Regions from separate parts of the Homo sapiens genome. Here region 2 is linked to region 1. Evidence: chromatin contacts called from ENCODE Hi-C or POLR2A ChIA-PET data. All regions are on one chromosome and are shown on one strand. The core of a region is the stretch at or near the end of the contact, and the rest is flanking DNA. Distances in the headings are between cores, read along the strand shown.

Region 1 (4,930 bases), core at 1,326-3,825:
TCCATTCAGCCTGGATGACAGAGCGAGACTCCGTCTCAAAAAAAAAAAAAAAAGAAAAGATCATCTTTAGTCTCGATCTTATTATTTCTCTCTGCTACATTTGGCATATTTGCTACGTTTGAAACTCTTTGGTTTCTATGATACATTCTACTGGTTCTCCCAACACCTCTCCAACCATTTCATCATTTCCTTTATGGATTCATCATTCTTAATCTATTCCTTCATTCATTCAACAAATGTTTTCTGAGAGCCTCAAAATATGTTTTGAGAATTGTGACACACACTGTAGATACCGTCATGAGTAACACAAACATGGTCCTTGGTCTCATGAACTTTAAGTGCTTTCTTTCCTTTAAATTTTTTTATTATTATTTTTATTTATTTATTTATTTTCTGAGAGTTCCCAGCTGCTTGAGCCCAGAAGGTCAAGGCTATAGTGAGCCATGGTGGTGCCATTGCACTCCACGCTGGAAACAGGCCGAGATCCAATCTCAAAAAAGAAAAAAAAAAAAAATTTGGAATTCACAAAGAAGGTATTAAAGGGCTCTGAGAAGGACAATAACAAGATACAAGCCTACATTTTGAGAAACATCTGTTTGCTGAGGAAGGAAGATTATTCCAAAGACAGCAAAAGTTGGTTCTGGAATACCAGTCATATCAGCATACTAGATTAGGATGGTAACAATGGAAATAGAGAAAAACGGGTGGATTTAAGAGACATGTTAGATATTTGTCAATATAATGTGAGAGGATGAGGGTGGAAAAAACTGAAGACTTGACCAAATGGTAAATGGTATGGTGGTACCATTTGGAGACTCATTCAACAAATATTTACCAAGTTATATATCAAGAACTGGAGATACAATAGTACAAAATATAGACAAAAACCCTTGCTTTGTGGGGCCAATATTCTAGAAGTATGCCAGGATGAGACAGAAAGGGAAGATCAAAGGGTTCAGTAATAAGTACATTAAATTTTAGGTACCTGTGAAACATTTAAGTGGAAAGTCAAAGAGAGAGCTGAAAATATATGTATATGCTATATACAGAGGGAGGCAGTGTAACAACATACAAATGAAAAAGTTAACGGAATTTTATAAGATTTTTAGCCTGGAAGAACAATGAAGAACAATTCTTTTTCTTTTTAGATAAGTAAACCTATTTAAAATTGCCATGTTATAGATTAAACAATGCAGGTAGATTGTTAGCTTAAAACAAGTAAAATCTGGCCAGGTGCGGTGGCTCATGCCCATAACCTCAGCACTTTGGCAGGCCAAGGCGGGTGGATCACCTGAGGTCAGGAGCAAGACCAGCCTAGCCAACACAGTGAAACTCTTTTCTCTACTAAAAATACAAAAATTAGCGGGACATGGTGGCACACGCCTGTAATCCCAACTACTCGGGAGGCTGAGGCAGGAGAATCGCTTGAACCCAGAAGGCAGAGGTTGTGGTGAGCCAAGATCGTGCCATTGCACTCCAGCCTGGGCAACAATAGTAAAACTCCATTTAAAAAAAAAAAAAAAAAGTAAAATCTAACTTGTCTTATCTGAGGATTTTTTTTTTTTTTAAGACTGGGTTTTGCTCTGTTGCCAAGGCTGGAATGCAGTGGCATCTTCTTAGCTCACTGCAGCCTCAAACTCTGGAGCTCAAATGATTCTCTCACCTCAGCCTCCCGCGCAGCTAACAGGGGGCAAGCCACCATGCCTGCTCATCTACAAGGAATTTTTGTTTTCCTTTGTGATCTTTATTAAACATGGCTAGAGACTTTTTATTTCTAAACATTACAACATTATTTCTTAACATTAAAAACCAGTTATAGGCTGGGTGTGGTGGTTCACGCCTGTAATCCCAACACTTTGGGAGGCCAAGGCAATAGGACTGCTTGAACTCAGGAACTTGAGGCCTCAGTAAGCTAAGAAAATATCACTGCATTTCAGCCTTGGCAACAGGGCAAGACCCCATCTCTTAAAAAAAAAAAAAAAAAGTATAAATTAGCGACACAAGATTTTATTTAAAAATGTATAGCACATTAGGCCAGGCATGGTGGCTCACACCTGTAATCCCAGCACTTGGGAGGTTGAGGCAGGCAGATCACCCGAGGTTGGGTTGGGAGTTTGAGACCAGCCTGACCAACATGGAAAAACACTGTCTCTAATAAAAATACAAAATTAGCCAGGCGTGGTGGCGCATGCCTGTAATCCCAGCTACTCAGGACGCTGAGGCAGGAGAATCTCTTGAACCTGGGAGGCAGAGATTGCAGTGAGCCGAGATCGTGCCATTGCACGCCAGCCTGGGCAACAAGAGCAAAACTCCATCTCAAGAAAAAAAAAAAAAAGAAAAAAATTTATAGCACATTATTCATTTAAATTTGTGCTGGGCTTCAGACTCTTTAAAATTTCCACAGATAACCATCATATTTCTTAGGATATATCAAACTAGCTAAGTAATCACATACCCAGGAAATGGAGGTTCTAGTCAAGCCAAAAAGTAAGTGCGAAGGTCTTGAGGTGGAAGTATTTTTGTTGTGTTTCAGAAATAGAATGGAGACCTTTGCCCAACCCGGCTTCCTGGAACTGAATGAGTACGCAGACTGAGAGGGCATGCAGGACTTATACAGAGGGCCTTGCAGACTTATAAAGACTTTAGCTTTTACTTTGAGACAGGAAGCCATCAAAATGGTTTTAAGAAATGACATGATCTGACTCAGGCCTTGAAAAGATCATCTGCTACTGAATTGAGATGACAAATTTTTGGCCTAATAACTTGTTATCATCCTTGACTCCTTCCTTTATCTCAAATCCTACACACGCAGTCTGTCAGCAAAATCTGTCAGCTTTACCTTCAAAACATATGCAGTCATTTCTCACTACTCAACAGCTCCCATATATGAATACGCTATGTCTGTCAAAAGTAGAACCCATGCTTTTAATACTTCTACATAATGAGGGAGGCTAATCCAGGATGACTGCTCAAGCCCAGAAGTTCAAGGCTGCAGTGAGCTATGATCATGCCACTGCACTCCAGCCTGGGTGACAGAGTGAGAACCAGTCTCTAAAAAAAGTTAAAAGAAAAAAGAAAGAGGCCAGGCGCAGTGGCTCATGCCTGTAATCCCAGCACTTTGGGAGGCTGAAATGGGCAGATCACAAGGTCAGGAGATCGAGACCATCCTGGCTAACATGGTGAAACCTCGTCTCTACCAAAAATACAAAAAAAAATTAGCCGGGCGTGGTGGCGAGTGCCTGTAGTCCCAGCTACTTGGGAGGCTGAGACAGGAGAATGGTGTGAACCCTGGAGGCGAGGCTTGCAGAGAGCCGAGGTCACACCACTGCACTCCAGCCTGGCGACAGAGCAAGACTCTGTCTCAAAAAAAAAAAAAGGGAAAAAAGAAAGAAATTCAACACAGAAAGGCAATTATTTATCAAATGTTATCAAACAAACCCAAAGAAGTCAAAACTCCCTAAAACATGCCTGCAGTGCATTTGCTGCCTAGAGTTTAAAGCTGATAGACTTTAAGATTAAGAGGTAATTTCAAGGGATTAAATATTACAATGATTATATCTGAAAACCAAAAGCTTGGGCATTATTCACTCACTGAAACGAATTTAAAGAAACAAACAAGAAGAGTATTTGGGTATCCTGGGAGTGTTTTTCAAACTCCACTAACATTTATCTATCTTAGTCCTACTAGGCGCCATACACTATGCCAAAGTGGTTTCACTTATTGTCTCATTTGTTTCATTCTGACAATAATCTTATTAGATTTAACTAATCACATTTTATAGATGGGCAAACAGGCTTCGAAACGTGATTAACTCTAAGACTGTAAAATTAGTAAATAGAAGAACTTGGATTGAATGTAATCTTCTCACTCCAAATCTACTACAGGATATCCATCTGCAAGAAAAGAACTCAGACCCTTACCTCACATCATACACAAAAATTAACTCAAGTGGATCACAAATCTAAATTCGAAAACGAACTATAAAATTCCTAAAAGAAAATGTAGAAGGAAATCTTTGTGACTTTGGGTTAGGCAAAATTTCTTAGATATGACAGCATGATTTTTTTTTTTTAAAAAAAGCTGGTAAACTGAACTTCACCAAAACTATAAACTTCTGTCCTTCAAAAAGGCAGTACTAAGAAAATGAACACAAGACACAAACTACTACAGGTTACTGTGATAGTACACATTCCTGCCACCTCTCTGGAAGCCACTCCTGAGTCTTATCTGCTGATCTGATTTGGCCTACCAGACTTCCAGATGTTGGAATTCCTTAGGTTCAGTCAGTCTTTTCTTTCTCTAAAATATTTTGGCATTTTTTAAATTTTTTAATTTTTATTTATTTTTTATTTTTATTTTTGGAGATGGAGTCTCACTCTGTCACCCAGGCTGGAGTGCTGTGGCACCATCTTGGCTCACTGCAACCTCTGCATCCTGGGTTCAAGTGAGTCTCCTGTCTCAGCCTCCAAAGTGGCTGGGACTACAGGTGCGCATCACCAGGCCAGGCTAATTTTTGTATCTTTAGTACTTATATTTTGCATTTTGGAGATGGGGTTTCACCATTTTGGCCAGGTTGGTCTTGAACGTCTGACCTCAAGTGATCTGTCCACCTCAGCCTCCCAAAGTGCTGGGATTACAGGCATGAGCTATGGCACCTGGCGTTTTTTTGTTTGTTTGTTTGTTTGTTTGTTTTTGAGATGGAGTCTCACTCTGTCACCCAGGCTGGAATGCAATGGCGCAATCTCGGCTCACTGCAACCTCTGCCTTCTGGGTTCAAGCGAGTCTCCTGCCTCAGCCTCCCGAGTAGCCGGGACTACAGGAACGCACCACCACATCCGGCTAATTTTTTATATTTTCAGTAGAGACAAGGTTTCACTATATTGAACTCCTGACCTCGTGATCTGCCCGCCTCGGCCTTCCAAAGTGCTG
Region 2 (4,930 bases), core at 1,290-3,789, 330 kb before region 1:
TTAAGGAGGTCACCATTGCAAGAAAGGAGATGCCCACCAGTCACCTTTGTTGATCTTGCCTACAACAGAGGCCTCCAGCCATCGAGTGTTGTCTTGGCGAGAATAGAGGCCAAAGAGGACACCACCCTGCTTGGGGGGCAGGCGGAAGGTGGATAAGAGGTAGATGTCCCCAGCAGTGAGCAAGGCTGTCCGGATCTTCTCTGCCACAGCTACCATCTGCCGAGACTCGCCCACAGTCAGCAGGTCAATTACTGGTCAGGCAGGGGTTATCAAGGTTAGAGAATGGGATCAAATGCTAAGGTATGCCCTCCCCCGAGCCCACATCACCCCCTACCCCCACCACCAGGCAGCGTTAGTCACCTCAAAATTCAACCCTTGGCTGGGCATGGTGGCTCGCACCTGTAATCCCAACACCTTGGGAGGTTGAGGCAGGTGGATCGCCTAAGGTCAGGAGTTCGAGACCAGCCTGGCCAACACGGTGAAACCCCGTGTCTACTAAAAATACAAAAACAACAACAAAAAAGAAAAAAAAACCACCTAGCCGGGCGTGGTGGCGGGCACCTGTAATCCCAGCTACTCAGGAGGCTGAGGCAGGAGACTCGCTTGAACCTGAGAGGTGGAGGTTGCAGTGAGCCGAGATCGCGCCATTGCACTCCAGCCTGGGCAACAAGAGTGAAACTCCATCTCAAAAAGACAAAACGAAAACAAAAAAAAACCTCAACCCTTGTTGCTCTCAGAGGACAGAGGCACTGTGCCTTCCTTTCCCCATTATTGCCTATTACTACCTTCCAGGAACCTGCAGGTTTGAGACTCACTTGGAAACACAGAAACAGCACCCCACAAATTTGAGATGCCCCCACCAGGTGGCGCAAAGGAGATGCTGTGCTGATCCCCCACAGGAGTGGCACCTGGTGTCCACAACGTAGAAATGGAAGGCAGCTTCTCTTTCCACTCCTGGGTTTGGCTCGTTCCACACCCTAGTTCCCCTCCTCCCATCCTAGGGGCGCAGCACACTCGCTCTGGATAAGAACAGCTGCCCACTGAGGACTCTAACCCTCCCACCATCTGGGCTATCTCCCACGGGAATGTAGGACCCAGCTCCTCTGCCTCCTGTGTCCTGGCCAATCTGTGGTTTTCCCTCCAGCCAGTAAAGAATCTATGCCTGTGTCATCTGCTCCAGCTACCTCTCCCACATCCATCGGCCCATCCCACCACCAGACCTCCGGGAGAGCCCAGGCTTCTTGGTCCCCACCCCCGCCCTGTCCTTGGGCAGCCAGGAGCCCAGGGGGACGAAGCCCAGGGACCTACAGTACGCCCACCTTCAGGCTGCTCTCCCAGACCCTAGGGTGCCTACAGATGCTCAGGAACCACCCCAGCCAGGCAGCCTGAGCATCCAGTTCCTGAGTCCTCTGCCCTGGCCTCATGCCTGACCCTGTCCTGTTCCAGCTCCCCCACTACTCTCCGGTGCCCACTCCTCTCCACCAGGCCATAATTTCACCAACTCTAGGCAGTCTTAAGTTTTCCTCTGGCTCAATTTCTGGACTCTTCCCCTCTCCCCTTGCCCACATGTTCTCTGCTACTTGGGCTGAGGGCAAATGGGGAAGAAGCAGAGAGCGGTCTAAGAGGATGGAGACAGGCTTACCCTGCAGATCCTGACTGGCAGATGTGAAAAAGCAAAGGAGGAGAAGAGCCAGGGCCCCCCGAAGTTCCTGCGTCTCCATGCCTCTCAGCCGGCTCACTACCCCTGGCAGGCAGGCAGCTGGGAGGGGAAAAGGCTAGGCGGAGAGAGCAGGAGCCGGGGGGCGGAGGGACAGAATTGGAGGGGGGGCCAGCAGGCGGGTGAGGGGGGGCTGAAACAAAGAGCTGCCAATCACCCTGGAGGCATCATCAGCTCTGGGAACCAGGGGCACTGGGAAAGAATCCTGGAGGCCTCCCTGCTTTCTACCTCTCCCTAATGATCCTCCCCCAGGTGCCTCCCTCTCCGCAGTCATCATTGTTGGGGGTCTCGGCACACAGCGCTACCGAATGCCACTGTTTTCTGGAAGCCACGATTGTGGAAGGCAAGAACCCCTGGCAGGGGCAGTGCTAGACAGTGGGCATTATTCCACAGCTGGCAGGAAAGGATGCCAAGGGAGTGGCCGCAACTAGCTTGCTATAGTGCCCAGGGATGCCCACATGGCATGAATTTTGCTGTTCTGGCGGAGCAAGTGCTCTTTATTAGGGTGGGGGGTCCCCTGACAAGTGCCTGTTTCTCCATTTTCCCTCATTCGTAGGAAAGCTTGGGAGTCTGGAAGCGTCTGACGGGAACTGAAGGGAGAATCTAAAGCAGTGGTCAGTGAGGTCAGAGTGAAGAAACCAAAAAAGAGGAAAGGGACACCAGGGACAGGCGCAGAAGACCAGGGGTACAGGCGAGGAGCCAAGGACCAGACTGTGGAACACTGTGGGTACTAGCGGACGGGCCGTGACCCGGATGAAGCAGAGGGGCGCCTGAGTTCCCGTCACCTAAGCGACAGCCTGCGAGCCTCTCTTCCCCTCCCCCACCCAAGCCCCAGCCCGGCCTCCGCTCCGGCCGCCGCCACCGCCCCTGTTTTGTTTCCATGGCGACAGGCGGCGCAGGGCCCGCTCCAAACATAACGCGCTGTGGAAAACATGCTGCTCGGGGGACCCCCCCGCAGTCCCCGCTCGGGGACGAGCCCCAAGGGGCCCTGGAGCAGTACAGGCCACGTGCAGTTTGGCAAGAGCCCCCAGACCTGGCCCAGGCGCACAAGACCCCGCTCTCCAGAGCCTGCCGCGCCTTCAGGGGTTCGGGGCTCCACTTGGACGAGGCGCCGTGACTCTCCGAGGCGCGCCGGGCCGACAGCGCTGTCCCGCTACGTGGGCCACCTCTGGATGGGCCGGCGGCCGCCCTCCCCCGAGGCCCGCGGCCCAGTCCCCCGCAGTTCAGCTGCCAGTCGGGCCAGAAGAAGCCTCGCCTCCCCGGGGATCTCCCCAGGCCCCCTGACCGCAACGATCGGAGGGGCGGTGGCGGGGGGCGGGCCCAGGCAGGGGAGGGCAGAAGCACACAAGGAAGTGTTTCCGGGACAGAGGGTGGGCAAGATGGCGGCGCCCATGGAGCTGTTCTGCTGGTCAGGGGGCTGGGGGCTGCCGTCAGTGGACCTGGACAGCCTGGCCGTGCTGGTGAGGGGTGGCGCCGGCGCCCTCTGCTGTGCCCTGATGACTGGGGAGGGGGCCGAACTAGCCAAGCATCCAAACCTTGCCAGGGCTACTCAGCACGGGCGCAGTGGGGGAAACTGAGGCAGTCAAAGAGCGTACGTGGCCGATATGGCCTCAGTGCCCTATGCTGTAGTTTTCTAGGCTTAATGCAGCAATGAAAAGACGCCTGGTTGGGAGTTCAGGTGATGGGTTCTAGTCCTTGCTCATCCATTCACTGGCTGTGTGACCTTGCGGAGATCCTTTCTCTTTGGGCATTTTTTTTCTCCATTCGGAGGTTTACTAGGCTGGACTGTCTCAGGGACCTACTCTAGCTTGGAATTCCTGCCTTCTCCTCAGCCCCCTTCTCCTCTTCCTCCTCACTTAACAGCATTTACTGAGGCTATTGTTTGTTAGACCAAACGACTCACAGCCAGGCTTTGTATAAAGAGCTTAGCAATCAGACTTCCTTTGCTTCATTTATTCATTGACTCCTTGCTTTAAAGAGGATCTATTAGATTTCTTCCAAATATTAAACATTGCCAGGCAAAGATGAATAAAATTTGGTTCCTCCCTTCGAGTTTACAGAAAGGCAGATAGGTAAGCAAATAAATATAATAAAATATTCACATATAAGTTAAAGTAGGAACAGACCACAGATACTGCCAAAGAGAAGGGCATTATCAGTGCTTCCAAGAAGAGGGATACTGGTTAGGAAAAGCTTCTGAGGATAGATGTTCACCAGGTAGATGGCAAGAGAGGAGATAGAGGAAAGGATTTTCCTGGCTGTCCTGTAATCACAGACATGTCCGGAATCTCTCTGAGCCCTGTGTTGTCCATTTGTAAAATAGAAATGGTAGTGACTCCCCCTTTTTTTTCGAGACTAAGATACTAAGTATAGGGAATGGCACATAAGGTATTCAATAAATGTTATTTCTCTTCTTGATACCACTGTGGGGGACATGGCTCTGCCTCTCTGACTTCTGCTTCCTTCCCTGCAGACCTATGCCAGATTTACTGGTGCTCCACTGAAGGTACACAAGATCAGCAACCCCTGGCAGAGCCCTTCAGGTACCCAGTATCCCTTGGGGGTAAGGAAGGGTGTGTACAAGGGGAGAAGCAAGAAATAGGCAGGAATGTGTTGCAACTATGTATGACTAGGCAGCTAAGGGTCTGGTTGGTATACTTCCCTCTCAATATCAGGAACTCTGCCTGCCCTTCGGACCAGTCATGGAGAGGTCATCTCAGTTCCACACAAGATCATCACCCACCTTCGAAAAGAGGTAGGTGACTTGGATAGAGGGGGCTGCCAGTGAGAGAAGTTCAGTCAATTCTATACAATACACATTTATTGAGCACCAGATATATGCCATGCTAGATGCAGGTGACCCAGAGCATCAAGGAGCAACAGTCTTGTGGCAGAGACACACACAATGTCACTGTGATGTATTAAAGCAGTCGGCAAGAGATGAAACTTAGGGCACTGTGAGGCAGGGAGGGAGAGGAGCACAGGCTGAAGGAGAGTGGAAGACAGCAGTTGGCCTCTGATGGTGGGACTGGAGAGAGATTTCTAAGGGCCACTTCCTGTTTTCAGGGACTAGGTTGGGCTAGATATGGGGCTCAGGATGGACAAGGCTTAGAGCCAGGTTGGAGAAGATGAAAGAGCATTACTAGAGGAGTGGGGAGGCCTAGGCTATGCTCTTTACTCTGCCATTGACTATGTGATCTCGGGCAGGCCATG

Evidence for each region. Hi-C counts contacts between places; a loop is a spot of excess contacts on that map. ChIA-PET counts read pairs that join two places held with the same protein, here RNA polymerase II (POLR2A). Pooled maps may share reads with other maps.
Region 2: a pooled map shows a loop between it and region 1 (3-fold over the local background). The contact joins the promoter of MTX1 here to the enhancer-like site in region 1. A Hi-C loop is called at or near these places in 3 of 50 pooled maps. POLR2A ChIA-PET finds 5 or more read pairs at or near these places in 4 of 52 experiments (CD8-positive, alpha-beta T cell, activated B cell, activated naive CD8-positive, alpha-beta T cell and 1 more).

The regions. Positions count from the first base shown.
Region 1 is chr1:155,533,681-155,538,610 of GRCh38, forward strand. The region is part of intron 1 of ASH1L (ASH1 like histone lysine methyltransferase); the gene reads right to left. Among named protein-coding and RNA genes, the nearest start is that of ASH1L-AS1, 26 kb to the right of the region's middle. Within about 2 kb of position 2,576, at least 9 of the 41 ENCODE cell types and tissues checked have a DNase peak (open chromatin) inside an H3K27ac peak, as active enhancers do; they include CD8-positive, alpha-beta T cell, where a contact is called at or near this core.
Region 2 is chr1:155,206,156-155,211,085 of GRCh38, forward strand. MTX1 (metaxin 1) reads left to right here and starts at 2,540. Exons shown (of 8, transcript NM_002455.5): 1 at 2,540-3,177; 2 at 4,191-4,260; 3 at 4,393-4,472. The coding sequence starts at 2,650. THBS3 (thrombospondin 3) reads right to left here and starts at 1,742. Exons shown (of 23, transcript NM_007112.5): 1 at 1,643-1,742; 2 at 45-251. The coding sequence starts at 1,721. RefSeq lists an enhancer at 743-1,526 and a silencer at 2,890-3,089.